2 separate regions of the Homo sapiens genome follow, and region 2 is linked to region 1. Evidence: chromatin contacts called from ENCODE Hi-C or POLR2A ChIA-PET data. All regions are on one chromosome and are shown on one strand. The core of a region is the stretch at or near the end of the contact, and the rest is flanking DNA. Distances in the headings are between cores, read along the strand shown. Region 1 has its middle 93 kb from the start of ZBTB20. Region 2 has its middle 130 kb from the start of ZBTB20.

The links. Hi-C counts contacts between places; a loop is a spot of excess contacts on that map. ChIA-PET counts read pairs that join two places held with the same protein, here RNA polymerase II (POLR2A). Pooled maps may share reads with other maps.
Region 2: a loop to region 1 is called in a pooled map, with 3 times the contacts of the local background. The contact joins two enhancer-like sites. A Hi-C loop is called at or near these places in 4 of 50 pooled maps. POLR2A ChIA-PET finds 5 or more read pairs at or near these places in 3 of 52 experiments (AG04449, BJ and activated CD4-positive, alpha-beta T cell).

Annotation. Positions count from the first base shown.
Region 1 is chr3:115,238,269-115,241,650 of GRCh38, forward strand. No RefSeq gene overlaps it. Among named protein-coding and RNA genes, the nearest start is that of ZBTB20, 93 kb to the left of the region's middle. RefSeq lists an enhancer at 1,020-2,219. Within about 2 kb of position 1,588, at least 12 of the 41 ENCODE cell types and tissues checked have a DNase peak (open chromatin) inside an H3K27ac peak, as active enhancers do.
Region 2 is chr3:115,279,218-115,282,599 of GRCh38, forward strand. It overlaps the pseudogene EIF4E2P2. Among named protein-coding and RNA genes, the nearest start is that of ZBTB20, 130 kb to the left of the region's middle. Within about 2 kb of position 1,559, at least 2 of the 41 ENCODE cell types and tissues checked have a DNase peak (open chromatin) inside an H3K27ac peak, as active enhancers do.

The sequences.
Region 1 (3,382 bases), core at 338-2,837:
CGAGAAGCCAAATGAAATATCTGTTTCTCATTTTATGGGATGTGGATGTTCAGGGTACCTTAGGCATGTCAGGAAAGAAATAAACTGCCTAGACTGAGTAGAGCTGCTTATTAAAATTTTTAGTAGTGTTTGATGGACAAAGTGTCAGGATTTATAAAAAGCATTTGCATTATAATTGAGAGAAGAATTATGAAGACTCCCTCAAGGAAGCCATCCCTGAGAACTTCTCATGTCTGAACTCCAGGCTGAGTTGGGCTCTGGTTCTCCCTGCTCTCAGCACCCTAGGTTTATTTCTTATGGAAGTACTTATTACCCAGTACTGTCATTGTCTGGTTACTTACTGTGTTAGTCTGTTTTGTGCTGTTATAACAGAATACCTGAGACTGTGTAATTTATGTAGAACAGAAAATTATTTTCTCACAGGTCTGGAGCCTGATAAGTTCAAGATCAAGGCACCAAAATTTAGTGTCTGGTGAGGGTCTTCTTGCTGTGTCCTCCCATGGCAGAAAGCAAAAGGGCAAGAAAGCAAGTTAGCTGAACACCTTCTGAAGTCTCTTTTATAAGGGCTTTAATCTATTCATGATGGAGAAGCCCTCACCACCTAAACACCTCCCAAAAGGCCAACTTCCCAACACTGTTGCATTGGAAATTAAACTTCCAACACAAGAATTTTGGAGGACATATTCTGACCACAGCACATACCTAAATCTCCCACCTCACTCCGTGTGTTATGGAGACAGGAATTGTACTCAGAAATGTTTCTGGGAATAAGTAAGTGGAGCAATAAGATAGCTGTAAAGCAACTGGGACCATTTATATGAAGCAGCCAAGATACCCACAATAACTTGGAGAAACTGCTCTGGAAAAGTAGACATTAAGTCTCCATTGTTGGGGTTTCTGACAGCTGTGGCATGGTGGCATGGTACTACCATAGTTCTTCTACTCTAACACTTTCAAATACCCTTTTAGGTTTTTTCCCTAAGTTCTCCCTCTTTCCTTTTTCCCAGATAATCAATAGATGATTAAATGTCTATGTGAATTGCAACTGTCTGAGTTCATTGTGTTATTGTATTTTTTGTTAAATGGGTATAATTTGAAAACAAGACCTAGAAATACTGCCATACTTTATCTGGAGTCATCTTAGAAGATTATTATTATCAGCATAATTATCTACTTTCCATACAACTTGATTGTTCACATTATATATATTTTTGACTTGAGGTGGAAGGATGACAAAAGGGTCTCATTTAACCTTTTCTGTTTTTAAATAGAAGCAAGATTATTTCTAAAAGTCAATAAAGGATATCCCAGAGGAATTGAGGAAAAATGGGATGAGGACTTCAGTAAAACATACTTTGGTGACAAACATTTTGATATAAAATTTTGTAAAAGCACACACATCCTGATGGGAAGAGGATGAGTAATTTCTTTTTAATTCAGAGCAAGTGTTCTAATCTGGCTGAAATTCTGGGAAGTGCTGGAAATCCCCAAAGCAAAGTGCCAGATGCCATTTCTGGATCCTGGATACGTGGGCTTGGTTGCTAAGATGATGATGCCTCCTCCCCTTCACCACATTCAGCTGACGCCTGAGCGACAGGGAGTTGATGTACGCAGAGCACGGATCTAACAATGTCAACTGTGCTGACATCATCCTAGCTGTGCAGGGCTGATGGGAATTCAGAATATCAAACATCATATCAAGGGCAGTGAGCAGGTGTGACTCATTTCCCTGGAGAAGTGGGAGAGAGGAAGGGAGAGGGCAGGATTATCTCACACTGACACACACACAGCCTTTAGACTGAGCTATTTGCGTGGCTTATTTAAAAGCAGCAAAACAATGTTCTGTCTCTCTCTTCATTTTTCTACCGGAAACACTTTATATTCTAGTCCTATGTGTCTCAGCATAGAATCGAGCCTTTCAACATCATAGTGTATTAAAATACACATTATTTAGGATCATTACTTTTTATGTTACATAAACCCAACTATGAGAACAATTCAAACAAATAAATTTTATGTTTTTATTTTCTCTTCAGGTATCATCTAGTGAACTGTTCAGATGCAACTGAATTGAAAAGGAGCTGAACAAAAGATCCTGAGAGAGGTCTGATGAGACTGCTTTGGTATTACCAAATATATACAGCATTTCTGTATTCTAGCAGAGTATATTGCTTGGTACGAGAGAAGGGGTGCATGATAAATGCTCAATAATTGCTCCTTGGGTGAATAATACAAAAAGACTGTACGTTTGTAAGAATGAGCGTTAATATATAGATTCTCATGTATTTTATGGAGTTGATTATGTATCAGTTGACTTTAAGGGAAAATGGTAATAAGACTGGATACAATAACAATTGTGGTGTTAGTGAAGTTACTGGTTTCACAAGTCTCTTATCCATTGGAACATCTTATTAGAATGATTAGGCTAGGGCAATTAAATCAGAAAGGAGTGTACATCAAAACAGTAAACAAAACAAAACTAAACCCTTCTGCTTCCAAAGGCTTAGTGTTTAATAGCAATGAAAGAGGTACAGTGAACTGACATGGTTGTATTCTCTCCAAAATGACCCTAACGTGTCTTATCACTCTGAGAAGTACTAATTTATCTATGTCTTGTGTCAGCCATAACACAAGGAACAAAAGGACAAAAATTGTTGTTACCCTGTACTCAGTGCTAAAAAGTACCACTTATACTTCCATTTACTCTGTGTGTTTAGTAAAATGGCATATGTATGATAGATTGTGAAGCATATTGGAATCTATGTGTATTGGTTTTTATTGGTATAGCTTGAACAGCACAGAAACAGAAAGGTGTGTTTCAGCTCAATCTATAGGATACTACTTGTACAATACAGATGGTGTTGGAGGCAATAGGAGGGAAGAACATGAAAAGAGAGGAGTGACTTCTATAGAATTATATGTGCAATGACATAAAGAACTCCAAGTTCTTGCTATGAGATAATAAGTAAGTTGATAAGAGAGATGAAAGGATATTAGCATGTTCCTAGAAGGCATCTTAAATTTTGAAGACAGATGTTGAGATATGTAGAACAAATTTTCATTTCATTTTCTCTGCTTTGAAATTACTTGGTAAGGGATTATTCTTTCTCTCTGTCTCCAATCACAATTCCTAATACAGACAGTTTGAGATTCACACAATGTTTAACGGTAATGTTCGATTGACGATAATGGTGATGATGATGATGTTGATGAAAGTGATAATCTGTAGACCCTAGACTAGTGATTCTCAAACTGGCTCTTAGAGTCCTCTAGAATATTTTAGGGGAATATGTATATGTACCTGAGGAGTTGCCGTCATAATAGTCCCTGGATCATGACTGCTATAAAAGTCCCCTCATATTTTCTTCTTTCACTTCCAGAA
Region 2 (3,382 bases), core at 309-2,808, 41 kb after region 1:
AAAACACAATGGGACAAGAATAAGAGCAGTAACAAGAGGAAGGCTGTTGTCCCTGGACAGGCAGAGCATCCCCTGCAGTACAACTACACTTTCTGGTACTCCAGGAGAACCCCTGTCTGTCCCACCAGCTCACAGAGTTATGAACAGAATATCAAACAGATTGGCACCTTTGCCTCTGTGGAGCAGTTCTGGAGGTTTTATAGCCACATGGTATGTCCAAAGGATCTGACAGGCCACAGTGACTTCGATCTCTTCAAAAAGGAATTAAACCCATGTGGGAGGATAATGCAAATAAAAATGGTGACAAGAGGATTATTTGGCTGCGGAAGGGCTTGATCTCCCATTGCTGGGAGAATCTCATTTTGGCCATGTTGGGGGAAAAGTTCATGGTTGGGGAGGAGATCTGTGGGGCTGTGGTCTCTCTTCACTGTCAAGAGGACATTATTTCAATATGGAAAAGACTGCCAGTGACCAAGCAACCACAACGTGAATCTGGGATACACTTTGGCGAGTGCTTAACCTATCTCCCAACACCATTATGAAATACAAAACTCACACCGACAGCATCAAAACGCCAGGCAGCCTGGGCTCCCAAAGGCTCCTTTATCAAAACCTCTGGAAGCTGCGGTTGAATGTGCCATGACCCTCTCCATCTCTGGATGGCACTATCCTTGAAGCTGGTGTCATTAGAGTCTCTTGTTCTGTTGGTATGCTACCTGGAAGATCCTTCTATCCTGGACAAGATAATTAAAAGAGCATTTTATGTTTTAAGAACAGGCTGACACACAGCAGCTACAGCAACAGCTGAGATTGCTCAATAAATGGTGCTAAATTTAAAAAAAAAAAAGAGAGAAGAAATGCAGAGTCACTTTGGTTGAAATGAATATAGAGGCTTCTGACTAAGCTTTCTTGGACTCCAGAGTTTTGGGGATCTGTATAAATCACATTTAGGAAACCACTAGATGATTTCTACAACTACTGATTGGCCTTACTGATTAAACTTGGTGCCTCAACTTTCCTTTAGTTGTTCCCACACCAAAACATTGTCCACATATTTCTACCCACTCCCTACTCCCTGCCGCCCACATGGATGCTCTGCTTTATCAAGAAACCAAGACATCCCTTTCAGAAGACTTTTTCATCCTTACAAATTTTAAATTCCCACAGTATTTGACTGTAGAACTTTCTGGCTCTAAATTCCATAGAGTAACTGAAGTTACTTGAAAATATACTTCCTATTTGACAAAACCTGCAACTAAGGGGCCTTAGAGTAATCTTGAAAAAAAATTACAAATATGTCAGCTAGGTTTTTGTATGATACTGTCTTTATCTTTAATGTGTTCTGTTTATTTTCTTAATTTTGAAAACCAAGGCCGTATTTTTAGATGCCTCTGGGCACATGTACCAAAATATCTCTGTAAATTCTGCACTCATGTTTCCCTGTTTTTTTTTTAAATGTCTGTTTCTTGTGAAAGCCTGTAAAGACTGTGAAGAACTTCCTTCACAAACAGGGTGCTGTTTCCTCACTACCCATTCTGGCCTAAAATCTCCCCATGCGGTCCTGCTGTGTACTTTGCAGTACTCTGGCTTCAGTCCTAGTCCTATACAGGAAATGTGTGAAATCCTTGCCTCAGTGGCAATATGAGTTCATTTCTTAGAAGCTAAGCCCCGTGCCAGTAATTCCCATTTATGATCCAGTGTCTTATTGTCCCATCTCCTTAGAGTGGGATTCAGATTCTTAAAGTATTTCCTGATTCTTACTACTTGTTCTTGCCACTGGACCCTCCACTGTCTTGAACTATATCAACTGTCCAGCTGATCTCCTAAACTTGATCCTTTCCCTGCCTGAACCCAGGATGCTTTCACAATTGCTTTTTCTTACCTTATCTAAGAACATCTCTATTTTTTCTACTGCAGTCTCATTTTGATGAGTCTTTCCTGTTCTACCCTATCCTTTTCCTGCCCCAAACCTAATTTGACCTCCTTTCCACACAGGGTTTTAAGAGATCAAGATACTGATGCAAATTTCAACATTAGCTTGCAAAATCTCAAAGGTTGCTTTTCTTATCCTGAAACTACCATCCTCCTTTCCCTGTTCCAAAGTCCTTCACAGTGATATGGGGTATTTTAATAAAAAAACAATATTTTCTTAAGCAGCATTAAATGAAATCCCACTTTCAGTACTACTGGTTCTTCTGTTTGCAAAGTTCTCTGTTCTGGTTTCCTTTCCTAAACCCTTTCTTTTGACTACTGCAAAAGTATAGACCAAAGAGGCAACCTAATAAAACAGCTAAGACAAGACTACTAGCTATTTTGCTAAATGTTTTCAAAATCTGATTTATTCTGCACAATATCCCTCTGAAAGAGATACTATTATTATCCACATTTTATAGGTGAGGAAACTCTGAATAAGTTGCCAAGGTCACCCAGCTAATACTTTTGAAACCAGGACTCAAATTTGAACCTTTCTGAATCCAAACCTCACTAAGCTCTATATCATCTCTGACATCAATCTACTACCAAATAGATGGTGACCTTGACTTACTTGCATTTTGAAAACACTTATATTCATTAGTGGTAGAAATATTTATAGACAAATCACTAACCAGAAGGAAATCTGAGAAAAAGAGAAGCATCAGAAAATAGTGTCAAGGGCACCAGTAAGTAGATAAGAGGCTAAGGTTTTAGTTTCAGTTCTTGGGCCAAAAGCTCTCAGGGCTTCTGTTATTTTATTTGTAAAATTAAACCGTTGACTAGATAGGTTCTTAGGATTTGTCTAAAAAATACAAGTATTTGCTTCCTGAGGGGACTAAAAAATTCAGACAGTGTGATCAGTCTCTGCAATTCAATGAGAGCTATAACAGCACTGTACATGAGTTAGGCTAGTAAGTAGAGGTTAATAATTCAAGTCCGTCCAGCTCACTTGTTTGTCCTGTCCTCTCGCTGTGTCAGGGCACCTGCTAAGGGAGTTAACTGAGAACCAGGCAAATGTGGGCAGCAGTGTTACTTCCTAGGACTAATATCACCAAAGTGGCAGATGAAATCATCCACTGAAGAGTCAAATGCATTCCAATCTCTCAGCATGGAAGAGTTGATTCAACCCAAACACACTGGGTTGGGCTCCTGTGGAAAAACAGGAGGTTAAGAGAAGTATCCATAGAAGCTGCTATATTTAAATGAAAGCATAAAAGTGCAAGATGGAAATCTGGAAAACATGTTGTAAAGATTCCTTGGAACACAGCTTGAAGGAAGAGCCCTGGCTGGATATTGTTGAGCAACAAGAGCAGCAGACAGACCATGATATGCAGTAATCAAGAATGAGGATGTCAAGACATCTGTTATTTTGTCTGCTTGGCTCTCCTTCCTTTTAGAATTTGCTTCT